Regions from separate parts of the Mus musculus genome. Here region 1 is linked to region 2. A link is a loop called in an ENCODE intact Hi-C map of the cell type or tissue named here. Cell type or tissue: left cerebral cortex. All regions are shown on one strand. Each heading gives the region's core, and the rest is flanking DNA. Links, peaks and the distances in the headings are about the cores only.

Region 1 (8,341 bases), core at 160-8,159, 320 kb after region 2:
CTTGCAGATGGTACATTCATTCACTAGCTCAGAGGAATATCTTGCATTTTTATTGTTTATCTCAGACCTTTACATGATTGACAAATCCATGTTCCTTTAACCAAGGGAAATTCAACTAAGATTTCATCGATCCCCAATACTAAGCTTGCATTTCTCTGTTCCACAATCAACCTTACAGGGTTGTGTCTTCCAAAGAGAAACGTTGGGTCTTTGGATCATAAACATAGTATCTACCACATTTAGAACATGGGTTTGTAACAAAGGCAATATCCTTGGGCTGTCTTTTGGCCCTGAGTATATCCAGGAGTTCGGGACAAAATTGTTCTAATCTGTGTGATAGTATTAAACCCCTGTCATCATAGCACTCAAGAGGGGCAGGGTACAGCTCATAGCTCAGCTGAGTCAGCTTGGATGTGTGCTGTAGAAGTTGTTTCAGGAACAGCAGAGAGAGTTCATTTTCCCAAAAACTGACATCTGTGAGGTGGGAACATTGACTTAGGGCAGGCAGCAGGGCATTGAATTGAGGTTCCCCCATATCACATGACTTTAATTCCAAGCATTCCAGGGTATGTCTAACACTCTCAAGGAGAAACCCGAGAGGATCAAGGCATAAATGATTTAAAGGTATATCAATAAGGTACAAACATTTTAGCTCAAAAATATTCAGGCAATAGGGCAGGCAATCCAAGTCTGACTGTGAGAGTTCACAGTTACTGATGCAAAATGATACCAATGGCTTCTTCAGGCACCTGGGGAGAGAAGAAATGATTGCTTTTTGGCAAATGTTGTTGAAAAGGGTTGATATAATTGACAGCTAAGCAGATGACACTTCTCCCAAACTATTCTGAGTATATATTGTGGTCAACCCTCCACCCAGGACATGTCCTTCTATTATCTGCTCATTCAACTCAGACCATTCTAGTTTGAGGCCTGTAGATATCAACATATTCATGATTCAGTGCCTTGCTGGAAACTACAGCAATGGATATTTCAGGTTAACATGGTATATATAGGAAGGACTTCTTATCCCAAACAAAGTTGAACAACTTCTTTGTGCTATTGTTAAGAGTTCTCAGAGGTTTTGATCCTCCAAGGTCCATAATCCTGTCTTCACCTTGAAACATAATGTTGCATATTTCTCATCTAGTCAACCTGTTTCTGGACTCAAATACTTTCACACATGAGCAATAAGAGGCATGCTTATGCCTGGAAATACATATCTTAGCACAGGGCTCATCTGCTCAGATATGCTATGTCTCTAACAATGCTAGGTTTATGGTGTCCAGATCATAAAGCACTCCATAGCGTTCAAAAGACAAAACAAAATAAAACAAAAGAAATGAAGGCAAAAGAAAAAAAAACAGATGTGTTTTATCTGGTGTATGACATGACCCCCTCAGTCCTACCTTACCTGAGGATTTCATTCAGGTTGCCATATATAAAGTAGACATCATTTACACAGAGTTTCTGGAGACAGGGAAATGTGGGAAGTTGAGAAACCAATGTGATCATTTCTTCCTCACACATTTCAGAATCACCCATACTGAGGGAATCTGTGACGTGATCAAGTGTGAGTTCAAGAAGATTGTCCATCTGTCTCAGGTAGGGATTAAGAAAAGCCAAATCTTCTAGGCAAAGAGAATACAGCTCCAGCTCCTGTATACAATCTGCATTTACAATTTTGAAGATTTCTATCACTGTGTCTTTGGTTAAGGTTTCAATTACCAGCTTTCTGCAGAGTAGGTGAATGGAATCTTTTCTCTGCTGGGCCCACTCCAACAAGTATGTGGCAGAATCATCAAGTCTGCCCTTCATGACAGAGAGTTCAGTTGTTACCCTCAATTCTTTCTTTACCCCACAGTCAGGGTTGTTCTGCACGGGATGCTTCTGTGTCATTAACTCTGGTAAGTCTTCAGCTTCATGGGATCCAGGCCATATCCCACAAAAGTCATGCTGTTCATCTCTCCATTTGAGTACTCTGAGTTTGCACCTACTGTTGGAGAAATGAGTATAATTTTTAGAAGGTAAGAGAAGACACATCTTATAGTCTGATTCTCTTCCACATATCACACTTTAGCGGTTTCTTCTAAAACTTTGCTTTGTCTTGTGCCTAGAATCAAACTCTGAGCCTTGTGCTCAAGAAATGGATAGCATTCTTTGCAAGAGGGGCATCTTTAGTCCTGTCTTATTTCTCTTCATTCCAAGCCCCTTAATCCCAATCTCATTTCACTTGTACCTTTAAGGGATGCAGGTAAACCCATTTTTCATTGGGTGTGTCTACTCTTTTCTGTGTATTACATTATTTATTATTTTCCCAGAGATATGAGACATAGACCAAGCCTCTACACTCCTCTAAACCTCTACACCCAGAAGAGAATAGTCCAGACTGTGGGTTGAAGAAAGAATTGATGATCAGAACCCTCTGATCCACACTCAAGCAAATATTATCTGTCTCTAGTTGCTCCTTCTCAGCCTCTTAGAGAATCTTCCTCCAACCCCAGCAAATCTTGCCTACCTGGAGCGAACCTTTTGTGCAAGAAGTATATCTAGTCCATCAAGAACAGCCTTCAAAGTCTTCAGGTTGCAGTTGTTTGTCAGTGCTCCTACAGAAAGGTATGGGAAGGGCCACATAGGTATCATGGCCTTCAAGATCTTTGTATGACCATTAATGAAGGCCTCCTCAAATATCACTGGGAACAGCATATTTGGCAGGCCCTTGAGAGCAGAAATGACCAAAGCCTCCTCCCTCAGTAGCCTCTGTCTTGCCAGTTTCACCAGGGTGGATGGGGAGTAGACACTAACTGCTTCTTCTTCTTCTGAAGAGTCATCCTAGGGAAGCAGAGAAAAATACCATTAATGACAAGAAACATAGGAATCCCTTCTGCTCACAGAGAGAAGTGTGAAGGCTAGATTACTATTGATAAGAATTCAGAACTCAGTTTACCAATTTGAGCACCTTCAGTTTTTTTCTTTCTTCCTTTAGGTAATGTCTTTACAGAACTACGTATATCCTTAGCTGTGCTGAAATTTGTTTTATAGACCACACTGGCCTGGATCCTACAGAAATTTGTTTGCCTGTACTTCCCAAGTGCTGAGATTAAATGTGTGGTCCATCACTGCTCAGCCTATGCCATCATAGCATTTTTAATCCAGAACTGCTTGGATTGGCCTGTGTTGGCTTTAAAGCCCTAACTGTCTCTGGTGTTGTGAAGCATCTCCAAAGTATCCTAGTTCCCAAAAGCCACATCCTATTGTAGCCAGAGCTGGGGTGAATATATTCCACTGGGAAGGCATCACCAGAAACTCTGAAGACTCAGCCATTTGTTGGATGATGAATAGACTGTGTTTAGTTCTCCAGGGCCAAAAAAAAAAAAAAAAAAAAAAAGCAAAGGAAACAGTTTCCAAATTTTCCACAATTATCTATTCATCCAGCTACACTGCATGGAATAAGTCATAGCATCTTTGAAATCCCAATCATTAGTAATTGGCATCAATTTTGATTATGACTCATACAGGTCTTTTGGAGAATATTTTGTTAAAGTTCCAAGTTTCAGGTTTGTAAACTACAGAGCTAAATAGAGTGGGAAAGAAAAATCTAAAGTCAGTAATCTTTCAGTAGCCACTGGCAAGGTCTGTAACTCTTTATAAAGCATCCATAAAGAAGAGACTATGTGCCTGGCATGGTTGCCCATGCCTTTAATCCCAGCACTTGGGAGGCAGAGGCAAGTGGATTTCTGAGTTCGAGTCCATACTGGTCTACAAAGTGAGTTCCAGGACAGCCAGGGATACACAGAGAAACCCTGTCTCTAAAAACAAATGACCCAATTAATAATTAGGTATAATTTAGAACACATTTTGGTAGTCTGGTTAAGCAGTCCTCACATGGTCAAGGCAGGAGAATCTCTGAATTTCACGTTTGGCATTTTTTTTTAAATTTACATTCCAGCCATTGCTCACTCCCACTACAGTTCCTCATCCAGTTCCTCTTCCCAGTTTCCACAAAGAGGGTGCTCCCCTTCTCCGCTAAACTCCATCCTCGGCATCTCCCTTTTCTAGGGCCTCAAGTCTACAGAATAAGTCACATTTTCAACCACTGAAACCAGACAAGGCATTCCTCTACCCTGTATGTGCTGGGGCCTTTGGAATAGCCTGTGTATGCTGCCTGGCTGGTTGGCTCAGTCTCTAGGAGCTGCCAGGTGTCTAGGTTAGTTGAGACAGGTGATCTTACTTGGGGGTCATCCTCTTCAGCTTCTTTAATCCTTCCCCTAATTCAACCAAAGAAGAAACTCAAATAACACAGAAACACTTAAAAAATATTCAAATCCTTAATCATTATGAAATGCAAAAAAACAAACGACCTTAAGATTCTACCCTAGAATAATCAGAATGGCTAAGATCAAAAACTCAAGTGACTGCACATTCTAGTGAGAATGTGGAGAAAGGGGAACATGACTCCATTGCTGGTGAAATTGCAAACTGGTGCAACCATAATGGATACCAATCTGGTGGTTTCTCAGAAAATTGGAAACAGTTATACCTGAAGACCCAGATATACCACTCTGGAGCATATACCCAGAAGATACCCAACAATACCACAAAGAAATATGCTCCACTATATTCACAGCAGGTTTATTTGTAATAGCCCAAAACTCAAAATGACATGCATGGTATATACTAATTGGTAAGTGAGCATTAGGCAAAATATACAGAATATCCAGGACACAGGCCAGGCAATGTTATGTTGAAAGAACTCATCTTGGGAGGGGGAGGGGGAGGGGGAGAGGGAGAACTAGCAAGTAAGAAATTATGTGAACAAAATTTCAAATGAGGTCAAGGCTAGACTAGGTTGCATCAGATGAGGTATTCTTATGAAGCTGAAAGACTTACTTGATCTAGACACTGGTGACAGATCATCATAGTCAGACTGAGGTAGGCTATGATTCCAACCTCCAAGAACCCAAGAGTTTCTTTGCCTGCTATGACCCTTTATATAATTTTCAGCTGAAGCCTCCCTTTGTGGCCACACCCCCAAGCCAAAGTAGGCCTCTGATTCAAAAACTGAGTCTCCACCCACTTGCTCATATTCAGATTTGGATGGTTTAGATAATTTGGATCAGATCACTACTCAAGAAGAATAATAGTCCATAACTTGTTTATTGAAGACAAGTGTTTGAGCATGATGCCATTAATCACAGTAATTGCGAAGCAGAGGCAGATAGATCTCTGAGTTCAAGACCACTCTTATCTAAAAGCATATGGCCCTGACCAAACTCATTTTGACTATAAATTTTGGCCAACCACAAGGACACTGACTTCTGTTTTCCGAACACACAACTGCTAGTGTTAGGTCTGTGAGTATCACCGTGGGAATGATTCAGGGTATGGAAAGAAACCACAGAAATGGCTGTATCAATGCAATATGGTGCATGTAGAAAGGTCTCTTACATCCTCAATAAGCACTCACCCTTATGCCAGTCCCTTTCCAGTGATTCATGTGTTTCCTCCTCCATATTCCAGCACTTCTGTCCTGTGTAGGCTTTGCAAACATTCATTTGCAAACATTCATTTGAGTTTGATTCCTTCTTCTTTGATTTCTGACACTGTGTCTCACCACACAGCCCAGACTTGTCTTAGAGTATAGAGCACGCTGTCTCAGTGTGCAAATATCGCAGCTACACACAGCAAGAAAGAGAGAGCAGAAAGGAGAGAAGGGAGAGCAATGCAAGCTGAAGTTATTCACTGGCAATTCTATCTCAGATTCAGTCTTCAGGGTAATCTTATATAGTCACATGGCTCCAGAGCTGCTAGAGGAAATTACATATCTTGGTTCACTTTTAAATTTCAGACAGTCTGGATGGGCAGCCAGGTGGTCACTAGTTAACAGACCTTCTACATGATTCTCCAAATTAGTGTAATAAAGCCCAGTGTCCACAGGACCTTGTAATAATTTCAAAAGTAAAGACTAATGCCATACATTTCAGAGATTTTCCTCAGTCAGTCCTTGGAAGAAAATCTGTGGAAAGCAAAACCCATGTTGTTGGGCATAACACAGTATTACTGCTTCTTTTGAGGGCCTTAATAGGTTATTAGTGTCATTTTACCATAACAAGAAGCTGGTCATATTGTCTTCTCCTGAATAACCTTTCCAAAGGAAATGATATTCAAAGGAGCGGGGTCTGGTACCTGGTGGGAGAAAGGTTAATTGTATCTGGGTTGGTTCTTGTGGGAGCTCCATATCCTGAGACTGATGAGTGTTTGGACTTGAGACAGCTAGAGAGTACAACAGGGCACACTGAGTTCTCTAGTATTGCAGATCAGGGACTCTGGGCTTCTGGATGGTGGAGACTAAATTATAGCATGGATATATGGTAACTGAATGTTTTACCAGACCCCTTATGACTCTGTGGACAGCCATGCTGAATAATATCCAGAGCTTGTGCACACTGAGAGCATAAAGGTAGGCCAAGGCAGCCCAAGACACAGGAACCAGCATCTTCATTACAGTCCTTTTAGCAGGCAGACACTAGGCAGGAACCTGAAGGTGTAGTTCAATCCTGAAGAAATCACCAGGCTTGCCAATTGGTCTCAGGAGTGGCCACAGAAGCATCAAGCTGGCACAGGTACCTCATGAGCAGTTTTTGGCAAATTTCTCTCAGTAGTGGCATTATCACAAGTTGACCTCAGCATTGCTATGTAAGGCAAACCAAAACATGGGTGCTGTTAGGGAAAAATAGTGGGGAAGAGCAATCCAAAACAAAGGTCAATGCTGGTCTCCCACTGTTTGTGGGGTTACATTAACTCCTTTATCAAGTATCCTTTACTTGTCTGCTATGTCAAAGCATCCTTTCACCTGTGTCTTCTTCAGGTAAACATTCTTTCCTGTGTCTGCTCCAGCAAAACTTTTTCCACCTTGGCCTGCCTCAGGAAAACAATCTTCCTAGTGTTTGCTTTAGTAAGACAACCTTTCACCTGTGTAGCCCAGCAAAACATCATTTGATATAAAGAACTTTCCAAAGAAACTAGAAGTTTCCACTTAACTAGAGAGGTAGATGCAGGAAGATCTCTGAGTTGGAGGCCAACCTTTTCTACAGAGCAAGTTCTAGGACAGCCAACATTACCCAAATAAACTGCCAAAAGAAAGATAGAGGGAAAGAAACAAAGAAGGACCCCCCAAAAATCCAAAATAAAGAATACTTTCAAAATGAAAATCACCTATAAATATTTAATCACAGATGCTCTTGTCTGCTGTGCATAAATAAAATACTGCTTATAAATCATCTTTATTTTGATTTTAGTACACACACACACACACACACACACACACACATTTATTCATTTACTTCATTCATTACGTTGCTGGGGTGATAATCTCATTTATCACACTTTAAAGTTTTCTAATTTTTAATTATGTATATGTGTGTCTTTAATGAGAAATGTTCACATGGATGAAACGTCCCAGAGGCTAAAGGAGTTGGATCCCTCTGGATTTAGAGTTTTAGGTGGTTGTGAGGTACCTCATAGGCAAACTGGGGATTTTAGTTGAATCCTCTGAATGATCAGTCTCTGCTCTAAACACCTGAGTCACCTGTCATCTCACAAATATTAATGAAGGTATAGCATCTGTACTGGCTAGTTTTGTGACAACTTGACACAGCTGGAGTTATCACAGAGAAAGCAGCTTCAGTTGAGGAAAGGCCTCCATGAGATCCAACTGTAAGGCATTTTCTCAATTAGTGATAAAGGGGGGAAAGACCCCTTGTGGGTAGGACCATCTCTGGGTTGGTAGTCTTGGTTCTATAAGAGAGCAGGCTGAGCAAGCCAGTAAAGAACATCCCTCCATGGCCTCTGCATCAGCTCCTGCTTCCTGACCTGCTTGAGTTCCAGTCCTGACTTTCTTTGGTAATAAACAGCAATGTGGAAAATATAAGCTGAATAAACCCTTTCCTCCTCAACTTGCTTCTTGGTCATGATGTTTGTGCAGGAATAGAAACCCTGACTAAGACAGCATCACTCTGAAGACATGAATGTTTGGGAGTCTCTACTTAGACCAGATTGGCCAAGAACACAGAGATTACCCTATCTCTGCTCCTGGAGCCCCAAAATGAAAGGATCACACAGTCATGCTTGACTAAGAATGTGTTTATTTGCCCAGAAGATGTGACAACACCATTTCTACTTCTTGTTGTAATAAGTGTGAGGCAACATCTTGTCTCCAATATCATCCTGTTTCTGAAACAGAATCTAACCATGTAGTTCTGGCTTTTCTGACCTTTTTGGGTAGACAGTGTGGCCATAAACTCACAAAGATAAGCCTGCCTCAGTCTCCAAGATGCTGAGAAAA
Region 2 (8,341 bases), core at 180-8,179:
TGCTGAAGCACATGGTCCAGTGTGGACTTTATTACAACAGAGAGGAACCTAATTACTAATATCATTGCCTATCATTTCCAAACACTCAGCTTTTTATTACATAAAGCATTTGGACCTAAAAGGAATAAATACACAGAGACTGCAAACATATAGGTTCCCTCTTTCTTTAGGTCTTTTGAATATATGATCTAGAATGTAGAAAATAATTAAGCCAGCCATTAGACATATAACTGTCCCTCAAATGAAGACCCTAGTTGTGGAGGACAGAACATGTAATTTTCTGTTAAATGGGGCTACGAAACATTAGCTCATTGGGCAATTAATAATGATAATTATATTCATATACAGTGGGTTGGCAACTGCTCTGAAAAATTGGGAAAAACCAACTCCATTCAAATTTAGATTTAGCAAATAATACAAATAATATAAGGGACAGTACAGGAAAACAGAGGCTATATTTAGGGTAGAGCTATTTGATAAGAGCATTTATAGCACTACAGGAATGGTCATTACAACTACCTGGAAAAGAAAGAAGAGAGTCCTGTCTCCACTTAGGAAAAGGACAAATGATGCAATAAGCACTTCTGTTCTGAGAGTGCCAGAAAGGGGCACTTACTGGAACAGAAAAGGGCACCCAATTCTCTTCTCTAAGACGGGTTTTGTGTTAGACATTGCTACTAATGTTTTGCATCTGCATGCCCAGATGCTGAGGATCCTTGTTGCCAATTGGTTTTTGATCTATCAAAAACTTGCCAGTGGTGAATAGTTGGACATGGGATGGGACATTGAGATTTGTGTGGGTAGAGCACAGTGAGAATAGAGAAGACTGGGGAGGAAGAACTGACAGAGTAGCAACAGGAGATGAAGCTAACGAGCACAGGGAGAATTCAGGGAAGTAGCCAGTGGCAACAGATGGCACCAGAACAGGCTCTCAGAGTTGGAACCAAACAAATGACATACACAGGCTGGACCTAGGCTTCCCAGCTCATGTGTAGATGTGCAGCTTGACCTTCAAGTGAGTCCCAAGCAACTGGAGTGCTGAGTATTACAAAAGCTCTAGCCTGTATATAGGATTTGTTCTTCTAGCTGGTCTGTCTTGTCAGGTCTCAGTGGGAGAGGACACACGTAACCTAACAATGACTTGAAGTGCCAGGGTGTGTGAGTTATTGGGGGCAGGGGGGAGCCCCAACCACTAAAAGGAGAATGAGAGTGGGCCGTGGGGAAAGGATTGTGGGAGTGGCTGACAGTGAGGGATGGAGGTAAAGAGAATAAGTAAAATTGTAATTAAAAAAAGAAAGGAAGGAAAAGGAACAGGCTTCTTCCTGCAAGTTTGAGGAAATCCTATGTTCCATGAAAAGAACAGACCATGTATCAATCAGCACATACAAATACTGCTTGTGTTTTTCTAATTTGTTTCTTTGCTCATTTGTTTTGTTTTGTATTTTTGAGACCCATAATATCCCAAGCTGTTTTGGAACACACCATATAGATCAGTTGGGCTTCAAAGTCAAGATATCCCCCTGCCTCTGACTCCGAGTGACTGGGATTAAAGGCACACCCAAAAATGCCAGGCTTAAATTGACATAAAGATCTGCAGTGAAGACACTTGAATAGCTGACACCTCTCATTCTAGCCAGAATGGCCTTGAATTCAACGTCACCCTGACATTCTTAGTGAGACTGCCTCAAAAAACAAAAAACAAAGCAACTCCTAGAAAGCACAATGACCCAATTGATAATTAAATATACTTGAGAACACACTTAGATATTCTGGTTAAGGGGCACTCAAGTGGCCAAGGACAGGGAATCTCTGTGAGTTCAGGCCAGCTAGGCTTATGTAGAGAGAATTCATCTCAAAAAAGAAAAAAAAATATATATATGTATATATACACATACATATATACATATACATATATATGTATATATATATTACTTGAAGTGAGGACAAGGCTAGACTAGGCTGTATGAGTTGACAGACTTACTGATCTAGACACTGGTGAGAGGTTTCTGTATTTAGACATGGGAAATCTTCACTCCTGGTTCCAAGACACCGTGATTTTCTGGATGATCCTTGGTAGCCACACCCTCCCAGGCAAAGACAGCCTCTGATTGAATAATTGAGTCTCCACCCACTTGCTCATTTTCAAATCTATACCAGGAAGAAACTTAGACCACACTGATAGTCAAGAACTGATTTCTTGAGGCCAGGTGGTTGTGGCTTTAACCCCTGTACTTGTTAGGCAGAGGCTGAAGGATTTCTGAGTTCAATGAAGCCTTGTCTATGAGCCAGTAGAATTTTCCCAAGAAAATGAGAGATGACGCTTGGATGCAGACCTGTCTATGCCTGTACACAGAGAGTAAAAGCTGACACAGGAAGCCAGATGGGATGATGCACTGGATTTCAACCAAAAGAAAACAAAAGAGACTGGGAAATGCACTTCCTACTCATTAAAGGAAAAATGCACCAAGGGGACTTCTCAGTTATGAACATCTGTGCCTCAAATTCAAGGACACACACACATTCATAAAAGAAACATTCATTAAAATATAGTTTGAGGCCAGCCTGGACTATATGAAGAGCTCCAGGACAGCCAGGGATAACATAGAGATCACTAGTCTCAAAACAAACAAACAAATCCTCATGTTTACATATCACACAATAATCCATCACACCACAGAAAGAAAAGTGCAAATCTCAATGAATTTATTGGATGGTGCATAGACTGAAAGATTTCCTTTTGGGAAAACAACAAAACCAAAACTAGCCTGAAACTCAAAAGCCCATCAAATAAATTAATCCATAAAACTAATATTTATGTACTCATTTTTAACTTGTGTTTGGGCAAGGTTTTCATCTGTAGCTAAGGTTGATCTGAAACCCTAATTCTCAGCACTCCTCCTGCCTCAGCATCCCACTTGATAGAATGACTGTTGTAAACTAACATACCTGGCTCAGTTTTCTTCACATATGATGCACACAGTGCTGAGTTTCTGTCCCATTGGCATTGCTCTATTTCTGATACTACACATAAACACAGAATCTCCTAAAAATATCCTCTGAGGACTTTGTGACAAATACATTGTCACAACTGTGCATTCTTTCCAGAAATTTATAGCTGAGTTATATGCTCTGTCATTGTTCAGCTGTGTTAACTATCTGCTCAAGAGGGCTGAGGCAGGAGGATTGCTTGTGCCTGTTGTTGTGAGGCAGCAGTTCTGGACATGCAGTCTGGAGATGGTGTTGATTGATGTTGGTAGTAGGTGCCTCAGTAGAGAGGGAATCTCATCAAGATGTTAAGCCTTCATTTTCAAAGGAGCAGGGGCCATAGTCTCCCCTAGAAGACTGGCACCTAGCTAGCTCACTGTAGTTATTTGTTCAAACACCAAAATATTTGTTCCAGCTACCAAAATTATCTAACCCTTGCTGCTCATGAGAGCAGACAACCTGCACTAATCTCAGTCCCTTTTGACCAAGGCTAGCTGTAATCAAAAGAAAGAACTCTAGATTTCCCAGGAGTGTCTTAGGACCAAGAAGAGTGTAGTGTTTAGCTGCAAGCAATCAAATAACACTGAGAGCAGATATTCCAAAGAGACAACATTTGTTCAAGTTTCAAACAGTCTCATGGCAATTTCTTGACACATACTGATTGACCCAAACATACCAAAGGCTTATGTGTCATTGAAAACTGTTTCAAATTTGTGTCATTTATACAGATGGTGTTCTTGTCTCCGTAACAAAAGAAAATGTCTCAGAAGAGTCCACACAAGAAGCTGAAGAACGGCTGTTAATAATTTGAGGTGAACTAGGCATAGTCAAACACGCCTTTTCTCTCAGCATCTTGGAGACTGAGGCAAGCTTATCTTTGTGAGTTTATGGTCAGACCGGTCTACCCAAAAAGGTCAGAAAAGCCAGAACTCCATGGTTAAATCCTGTTTCAAAAACAAGATGATATTTGAGACAAGATGTTGCCTCACACTTATCAGAACAAGAGGTAGAAATGGTGTTGTCACATCTTCTGGGCAAATAAACTCATTTTTAGTCAACCATGACTATGTGATCCTTTCATTTTGGTGCTCCAGGAGCAGAGACAGGGTAATCTCTGTGTTCAGGGCCAATCTGGTCTAAGTAGAGACTGCCAACCCTTTCATGTCTTCAGAGTGAAGCTATATCTTCATTAATATTTGTGAGATGACAGGTGACTCAGGTGTTTAGAGCAGAGACTGATCGTTCAGAGGACTCAACTAAAATTTCCAGTTCCCATATCAGGTACAACCACCTAAAACTCTATATCGAGAGGGACCCAACTCCTTTGGCCTCTGGGAAGTTTCATCCATGTGAACATTTCTCATTAAAGACACACATATACACATAATTAAAAATTAGAAAACTTTAAAGTGTGATGAATGAGATTATCACCCCAGCAATATAATGAATGAAGAAGTAAATGAATAAATGTGTATATATATGTATATATATACAGAGGTGTGTACTAAAATCAAATTAAAGATGATTTCTAAGCAGTATTTTATTTATGCACAGGAGACCAGAGCATCTGTGATAAAATATTAATATTAGTGATTTTCATTTTAAAAGTAGTCTTTATTTTGTTTTTTTTTTGGGGGGGGGCAGTGGTCTTCTTTGTTTCTTTCCCTCTATCTTTCTTTTGACAGTTTATTTGGGTAATGCTGGCTGTCCTAGAACTTTCTTTATAGAAAAGTTTGGCCTCCAACTCAGAGATCTTCCTGCCTCTACCTCTCTAGTTAAGTGGAAACTTCTAGTTTCTTTGGGAAGTTCGTTATATCAAATGATGTTTTGCTGGGCTACACAGGTGAAAGGTTGTCTTACTAAAGCAAACACTAGGAAGATTGTTTTCCTGAGGCAAGTCCAGGTGAAAAAAGTTTTGCTGGAGCAGACACAGGAAAGAATGTTTACCTGAAGCACACACAGGTGAAAGGATGCTTTGACATAGCAGACAAGTAAAGAATACTTGATAAAGGAGTTAATGTAACCTCACAAACAGTGGGAGACTAGCATTGACCTTTGTTTTGGATTGCTCTTCCCCACTATTTTTCCCTAACAGCACCCATGTTTTGGTTTGCCTTACATAGCAATGCTGAGGTCAACTTGTGATTATGTCACTATTGAGAGAAATTTGCCAAGAACTGCTCATGAGTTACTTGTGCCAGCTTGATGCTTCTGTGGCCACTCCTGAGACCAATGGGCAAGCCTGGTGATTTCTTCAGGATTGAACTACAGCTGCAGGCTCTTTGTCTGCCTGCTAAAAGGACTGGAATGAAGATGCTGGTTCCTGTGTCTTGGGCTGCCTTGGTCTCCCTTTAATCTCTCGGTGTGCACAAGCTCTGGACATTACTCATTATAGATCTCCACAGAGTCAGAAGGGGTCTGGTAAAATACTCAGTTACCATATATTCATGCTATAATTTAGTCTCCTCCCCCCATCCCAGGAACCACCAGAAGCCCAGAGTCCCTGATCTGCAATACTAGAGAACTCAGTTTACCCTGTTGTACTCTGCTACATCCACTCCAGTAATGACTCACATTACAGGTTTAGAAACCTGAAAGCAGTCCTGAGGCAAAGAGTTTCAAGGACAGTTTGCCTCCTGGAACCTTGGCATTCCCATAGGCCATATACTCAAACCCTGTCGCCATGTTAGTCTGGTGTATGGATCTGTGTGCTTTCTTGTATTATAGCTGCTTCCAAGTAATGATTTTACAAATACTTAAATCAGGTTGAATTTTACTCCCTGGCCTACACCAGTGTTCGATAATCCTTGAAGTCAACTCTGAGCTTGGAATTCAGTAAGAATGTTACCTATTCAGTAACATTCAAATTCATTTCTAATAGAGACAGTGAAACTAAGTAGGCATTACAATTTACTTGAACAGAGCTAGAAAAGCTCAGGGCTAGTCTGCATAGTAATTACTTAGGACAATAGCCGAGTCACACCCAAACACAGGAATATACATTGGCCTAGGAAATAAGTAGATTGTAGTATTATTCATGAAAGGGTTAGTAGAATGGAATTCCCCTCGTGCAGGTTTTTCCACTAGGCCCAGAAGAATAGCATAATCATGTATTTACTAAAGATCCCCTGGTGGTGGGTTTAACAATATTCTAGCATTGTATCAGAGCATTCACCTGGCTCCTGTGTTTAGCTGATCTTAATTAGGGTTGTTCCTATTCACAGTTGTAAATACTGCCTGGCTCCCACCATCTTTTTATGTATACGTTTTCTTTGTTTTGTGTTAAGAACCAGTGTACCTTGGGATGTACTCACCTAGCCTTCTTGTTTTTCTTCTGTATTGAAATCCTGGTGTTGCTTGGAAAAAAAATACATTCAGATTCAACACTCCCTTGTGTCTGTTTCCTTTTGTCAATTCTCGACAACTCTTTGCCCACCTATCTGGAATCTTAATTCCCCACAGGTTGAGAGAAGCCAACTGAGCCCGGTCCATGGAAGTACTCTCTAGTTGTCTCAAGTCCAAACACTCAACAGCCTCAGGATATGGAGCTCCCAGAAGAACCGACCCAGATACAATTAACCTTTGTCTCACCAGGTACCAAAGCCTGCTTCTTTGACTCTCATTTCCCTTTGGAAAGGTTATTCAGGAGAAGCCAATGTGACCAGCTTCTTGTCATGGCAAAAAGACAGGCCGTTAAAAAAGGCAGTACTACTGTGGTATGCCCAACAACATAGGTTCTGCTTTCCACAGATTGAGTCTTCCATGGACTGAGTGAAGAGAATCTCTGAAATGTATGGCATTTGTCTTTACTTTTGAAGTTATTACAAGGTCCTGTGGACATTGTGCTTTATTACACTAATTTGGAGAATCATGTAGAAGGTCTGTTAACTAGTGACCACCTGGCTGCCCATCCAGACTGTCTAAAATTTAAAAGTGAACCAAGATATGTAAGTTCCTCTGGCAGCTCTGGAGCCATGTGAATCTGAGATAGACTTGTCAGTGAATATCTTCAGCTTGCATTGCTCTCCCTCCTCTCCTTTCTGCTCTCTCTTTCTTGCTGTGGGTAGCTGTGAAATTTGTACACTGAGACAGGATGCTCTAGACTTTAAGACAAATCTGGGCTGTGTGGCGAGACCCAGTGTCAGAAATCAAAGAAGAAGGAATCAAATTCAAATGAATGTTTGCAAAGCCTACACAGGAGAAAAGTGCTAGAACATGGAGGGGGAAACACAGGAATCACTGCAAAGGGACTGGATAAGGGTGAGTGCTTATTGAGGATGCAAGATACCTTTCTATATGAACCATGTTGGCCTGATACAGCCATTTATGTGGTTCCCTTACATACCCTGAATCATGTCCATGGTGATGCTCACAGGCCTAACACTAGCAGTTGTGTGGTCAGAAAACAGAAGTCCTTGCGGTTGACCTAAATTTATAGTCAGGATGTGATTGGTTAGTGCCATATGCTTGGAGACAAGAGTGATCTTGAACTCAGAGATCTACCTGCCTCTGCTTTGCAATTGATGTTATCAAAGGCATCAAGCTCAATCACTTGGCTTCAATAAATAAGTTCTTGACTATCATTCTGGACAAAGATTCTTCCTGAGTACAGATCTGATCCAAATTATCTACAACATTCAAATCTGAATATGAGCAAGTGGTTGGAGACTCAGTTTTTAAATCAGAGGCATACTTTGGCTTGGGGGGGTGTGGCCACAAAGGGGGACTTCACCTGGAAGTTATATAAAGGGTCATACAGGTAGAGGTAGTCTCAGTCTCTTGGAGCTTGGAGTCACAACCTAACTCTGTCTGATTATGGTGATCTGTCAGCAGTGTCCAGATCAAGTAAGTCTTTCAGCTCCATAAGGATACCTCATCTGATAGAACCTAGTCTAGCCTTGCCCTCACTTGAAATTTTTTGTTTTGTTTTGTTTTTTGAGACAGGGTTTCTCTGTATAGCCTTGGCTCTCGTGGAACTCACTTTGTAGACCAAGCTGGCCTCGAACTCAGAAATCTGCCTCCCTCTGCCTCACAAGTGCTGGGATTAAAGGTGTGCACCACCAAAGCCTGGCCCTCACTTGAAATTTTGTTCACATAATTTTTTACTTGCTAGTTCTCTCTCTCTCTCTCTCTCTCTCTCTCTCTCTCTCTCTCTCTCTCTCTCTCTCCCTCTCCCTCTCCCTCTCCCTCTCCCTCTCCCTCTCCCTCTCCCTCTCCCTCTCCCTCTCCCTCTCCCTCTCCCTCTCCCTGTCTCTCTCTCCCTCTCCCTCTCCCTCTCTTTCTCCCCCTCTCTCTCTCTTTGAGATGAGTTCTCTCAACATAAGATTGCCTTGCCTGTATCCTAGATACTCTATAA

Evidence for each region. Peaks named below come from ENCODE experiments on the same cell type or tissue, not always from the same donor. Only the 100,000 strongest peaks of a DNase experiment are listed, where the experiment ranks them.
Region 1: a loop joins it to region 2, with 6 times the contacts of the local background. A loop is called at or near these places in 4 of 42 quality-filtered maps.

What each region holds. Positions count from the first base shown.
Region 1 is chr4:144,157,690-144,166,030 of GRCm38, forward strand. It overlaps Oog3 (oogenesin 3), which reads right to left and starts at 4,962. Exons shown (of 4, transcript NM_201258.2): 1 at 4,888-4,962; 2 at 2,516-2,829; 3 at 1,412-1,993; 4 at 1-749. The coding sequence starts at 4,917. The coding sequence ends at 173. In left cerebral cortex, for the core only: no CTCF peak of the experiment used is centred there; no DNase peak of the experiment used is centred there.
Region 2 is chr4:143,838,739-143,847,079 of GRCm38, forward strand. Pramel27 (PRAME like 27) reads left to right here and starts at 7,759. Exons shown (of 4, transcript NM_177571.3): 1 at 7,759-7,830. The coding sequence starts at 7,801. In left cerebral cortex, for the core only: no CTCF peak of the experiment used is centred there; no DNase peak of the experiment used is centred there.